Regions from separate parts of the Homo sapiens genome. Here region 1 is linked to region 2. A link is a loop called in an ENCODE intact Hi-C map of the cell type or tissue named here. Cell type or tissue: sigmoid colon. All regions are shown on one strand.

What was found. Hi-C counts contacts between places; a loop is a spot of excess contacts. Peaks named below come from ENCODE experiments on the same cell type or tissue, not always from the same donor. Only the 100,000 strongest peaks of a DNase experiment are listed, where the experiment ranks them.
Region 1: a loop joins it to region 2, with 8 times the contacts of the local background. A loop is called at or near these places in 1 of 110 quality-filtered maps.

Annotation. Positions count from the first base shown.
Region 1 is chr7:67,461,857-67,464,356 of GRCh38, reverse strand. No RefSeq gene overlaps it. Among named protein-coding and RNA genes, the nearest start is that of LINC01372, 130 kb to the right of the region's middle. In sigmoid colon, no CTCF peak of the experiment used is centred here; a DNase peak (open chromatin) is centred at 1,366.
Region 2 is chr7:67,402,343-67,404,842 of GRCh38, reverse strand. No RefSeq gene overlaps it. Among named protein-coding and RNA genes, the nearest start is that of LINC01372, 68 kb to the right of the region's middle. In sigmoid colon, no CTCF peak of the experiment used is centred here; no DNase peak of the experiment used is centred here.

The sequences.
Region 1 (2,500 bases), 60 kb before region 2:
AGTCATGATGGTTTGCTCCTATGTAAATCTAAATATTTAGTAAGAGCCTATGTGTGTTCAACTTTGTTGAACCCTCATGAATGGGATTAGTGCCCTTAAAAATGAAACCCCAGGGAGCTCTCTGCTCCCTGTCATGCACAGAAGGCAGCCATCTGTGAACCAGAAACCAGGCCTGCACCAGACACCGAATCTGCCAGCAATTTCCAGTCTCCAGAGCTGTGAGAAATGAATGGCTTTTTGTTTAAGCCACTTCATCTATGGTATTTTTGTATTGTCCATTAGCAGCACAAATGGACTAGGATGAAGGAGATAGGGGAAAAAAAGAAAGAAGGAAAAAAAGCTATCTGGTAAAGTTAGTGGAGGAAAAACCCACAGTGGAAGTCAAGTCTTCACCTACCACCCAGGCCAAAGGTGCTACAGGGGTCCGCATTGGCCCACCTCTGTTGGCTGAGCCCCTCAAGGTCAGAATCCAGGACCCTCACCACTGCTCAGTGTATCTATGGGTTGCCCTGACAAAGGTCCATGCAAATAAGAGTTGTCCTTGGGTCTTGCAAAAACTGTGACATTGTCCCTAGATTCTTTATGTTTAGAAAGGCTGGTCCCCACTGCTCCCAGCAATGCTTATCTCTGAGAAAACTGAAAATTATAGACCCAATGAGCATCAGACCTTGAAAAGATACTAGCATCATAAGTTACAAATGAAATGGAGGTGCTGGAGAGTCAAATAACCCATCCAAGATCACTCAGCCAGGAAGCAACAGGTTCATGCTTCCAAACCAAGTTTCCTGACTCCTGGCCAAGGAAGTCTTTATCCTCTGTCAAGCAGCTTTGTGAAATAAAGACTCAGAAAGTCACCAGATTTGGCCCCCAAGGGAAGGGCTCAGTCAGCTAAGGCTTATAGAGGAAGCTTCCTAAAGTGGTCTTGCTAGTAAAGCTTGAGTCTACGAAAGGTGGTAGGGTCCCCTTCAGTAAAGTCAAAGTTCTGTTAGCTGGAGAAGAACCACAGACACTGACCCAAAGATCTGACTTAACCCAATAAAACAGTCTTCCCTCCAGTTGAAAGATTTTTCCTAACTAAGGCCCACCAAACCAGGTATTCCTCCATGAGATCCAGAGCAGACCTTTCTTTGAAGTGAGAGTAATGCCTCAGGGAAATAAAAATCCATCTGCTCAGAAGGGATCATTTGGAACTGGGGCCCTCTTGTAGAATCTGCTGGCCTTTTAGCTGAAGCAGTTAACACGTGCTCTGCTGTCTCTTAGAGGGCTCAGAGATGAAACACAGCCAGCCGCCACACTTCCCAGCACAGCCAAAAACAGTCTGCAGGGGCCCATCTGGAGCAAATCAGTCTCACTGGAGTGAAAAATAGCAGATGTCGGAGTGCGCCAGCAGCCCCGGGAAACCCCAGCCCTGCTGCCCTCCGCTCTGCCCTCACAAATCATCCTTGCACAGATCGCTCACTCGCACAAGGCAGCCTCTTGGCTCCCGGCTTCCCTGCTGCCCTGGAGGCCCATCTGTGGCTGAAAAACAGGTTTGCAAGCTGGAAAGGAACCCTGGCATCTCCTTAGGGGACATGATCCAAGAGATTTCTGGACTCTGAAGTCAAAAAATCATAGACTCATAGGACATTTGAGCTCAAATGGACCCTCAGGGTCACTGGGTCCAACCCCACCACTTTACAGATGAGGAGGCTGAGGTCCTGACTCAGCAAGTCAGCCCTGAGAAGTAGACAATGACTGTTGCTAAAGCCAGCCTTGGAAAAACCAAGCATTCAGGAGATTTTCATTGAGCACCTACTGTGTGCTGGGTTCTGTGGTACCCTAAAGGCATTCACGGAATAGTGATGGAAACATACACAGATCATTTCCATCTCTGGCCAGTTTTGAGAAAGGAGGCTATGGAAAGAAAGGGAGGGGCACTTAGCACAGCCTGGAATTCAGTTTCCTAAACAAGCCCCGTGCACCAGTATGAAAGCACCAGGTAACCAACAGGACAAGCAGGTGCAATTAAGCACTTCTCCCTACAGAGCAGCCAAGTCTTCCAGCCAAAGTGTCTGTCCAGGTTCTGGTACTTCACATCCTCCTCCCAGGATCTTTTCTGTGGGCTTCCTGGCCCACAGGACCGGTACTTTCTTTCTTTCTTTTTTTTTTTTTTTTTTTTTTTTTTGAGACAGAGTCTCACTGTCACCCAGGCTGGAGTGCAATGGCGCGATGTCCGCTCACTGCAACCTCCGCCTCCAGGGTTCAAGCAATTCTCCTGCCTCAGCCTCCCGAGTAGCTGGGACTACAGGCATCCGCCATCACACCCAGCTAATTTTTGTATTTTTAGTAGAGATGGAGTTTCACCATGTTTGTCAGGCTGGTCTTGAACTCCTGACCTCAGGTGATCTGCCCGCCTTGGCCTCCCAAAATACTGGGATTACAGGCGTGAGCCACCACATAGGCCTAGGACCAGTACTTTCTTAAGGCAATTAAGTCTCCAGAAACCAGGTTGGGCTCCCCA
Region 2 (2,500 bases):
GGTTAAGAAATGTTCTACACCTTGATTGCAATAGTAGTTACATGGATGTGCATGTTTGTCAAATCTCATCAAATTGTATACTTAGAATAAGTGCACTTTATTATACATGTGTATACCTCAATAAAGCTGATTGTAAAGAATTTTTAATAAAGAACTTGAGGACCTCTAAATCAAGTCACATAGAGAAGCAAGAAGAATCCCCCATTATCACCCACCCACCCACCCACTCACCAGCACTGAGCTGTGTGCCTCAAATACATCATCACTCTTAACCTTCACAGCAACCCTTTCATGGAGTTGTTATCTTTCCTGTTTTAGAGATAAAGAAACTGAGGCTCAGAACGGTCACTTAATCCAGATCACACAAGCTGTGCAGGGCAAAGTCAGCATTTGAACCCAGTCTGTCTGCCTCTCTGCTGGTCTCGGAACAGCCTGCAAAACACAGATTTCTTGACACTCAAGCAGTAGCAGGTTTGCTGCAATTTTATTCCTCACCCAATATCATGAACGTTCACAGGCTCCTATAAATAAGGATAGCTCCTAGGCTTTTAGCTCTGCAGATAAACAGGCTTTTGATGGCCTCTTCTTCACTGTGGTAGAGAAGTTTATGGTACTGAAAATAAAAGTCCTTGGAAGAAAGCCACCGCCAGCCTCTCAGCTGCAGTTGTAATTCAAAGAAAAATACCTCCATCTTCTAGTGAACTCCCCTTGTGTATCAGAATAAGACGTGCCCCAGCAGGAAAATAAACTAGAGACACTATGTGTGGACCATGGAGAAATAACCAAAAGAAGATGAATGAAAAGTAGGAAGGAAATGAAAGATATTGCAGAAAAGATCCATAGTAAATTGGTCATTCTGTCAGTTTCTCAAGTAAGGATTTTTTTTTTGCTTTGGTTTGAACGTTTGTCCCCTCCAAAACTTGTGTTGAAATTTAGTTGCCATTGTAACAGTATTAAAAGGTGGGACCTTAGCCAGATGTGATGACTCACACCTGTAATCCCAGCACTTTGGGAGGCTAAGGCAGGTGGATCACCTAAGGTCAAGAGTTCGAGACCAGCCTGACCAACATGGTGAAACTGTCTCTACTAAAAATACAAAAATTAGCCAGACATGATGGCAGGCACCTATAATCCCAGCTACTCAGGAAGCTGAGGCAAGAGAATCACTTGAACCTGGGAGGCAGAGGTTGCAGTGAGCTGAGATCACACCACTGCACTCCAGCCTGGGTGACAGAGCGAGTCTGTCTCAAAAAAAAAAAAAAGAGGCAGGACCTTTTAAGAGTCATGAGGGCTCCACCCTAATGGGTGGACTAATGCTGGTATCATGGCAGTGGGTTCTCTGTTGTGGGAGTGGGTTCACCCACTCTTGTTCATTTCCTCTCTCTTTGCCCTTCCACCATGTGATGACACAGCAAGAAGGCCCTTGCCAGATGCAGCCCCTTGATCTTGGACTTCTCAGACTCTAGAACCATGAGCCAATAAATTTCTGTTCATTTATAAATTACCCAGTCTGTGCTATTCTGTTATAGCAGCATAAAATGGACTAAGACAATTACTAGATGGTGTTCATTCCAACTCAGGGATATACCAAAAGCACATGTTTCCATGAGACTTACAAGTTCCCAATATTGTCTCAGAAGTTTCAGCCCTGTCTTATATGAGAAGACATTTTCTTATGCAAGGAGTATCTGGATGCCAGACCCTTGGGTGGAATCGAGAATGTCTAGACACAGTCCCTGGTACTGGCTGCCAAGAGCTGGTGGGACTGCTGACTCAAGGTCACACAGAGGGAGAAGACTGCAGAGCCTTAGTTCAACTGCAAAGGGTGCTTATCTTGGGTGCTCAGAATTGAAAGGAAGCCATAAGCCATAGTTGTCTTAGTTTTAATCCCTCAGAAGAAATGCCTGAGACAAAGATTAGAAAGCAAGTAGCTTATCTGGGAGGTGATCTGCTGTGATCTAAATGTTGGTGTCCCCCAAAAATTCACATGTTGGAGCTTAATCCCAATGTGACAGTATTAAGAGGTAATTAGGAGGTAACATGGTCATGAGGGCTCCACCCTCACGAATGGAACTCGTGCTCTTATGAAAGAGGTTGAAGGGAGCTGTCTTTCCCTCTCTGCCATGGGAGGACACAGCAAAAAGGAGCCATCTATGAGGAACAGTCCCTCACCAGACACAGAATCTGCTGCCGCCTGGATCTTGGACTTCCCAGCCTCGAGAACTGTGAGCAATAAATTCCTGTTTATAAATTACTAAGTCTAAGGTATTCTCATTTTAGTAGAAGGAACTGACTAAGATGTGATTCTAGGAAGCTCTGGTAGGGAGTGGGGAAGCAAGACAGGGAAGAGAAGGAAGCCACCGAAGGGTGAGTCATCATGCAGGTTACCAGCGTGAGCAATTGAGTTCCATCTTCCTGAGGGCCTTTGGGACACAATGTAGAGTATACATATCTCAGAGCTTCCTGGCAGAGGGGTAAGGAAGCAGGGGTACTTTTTCCT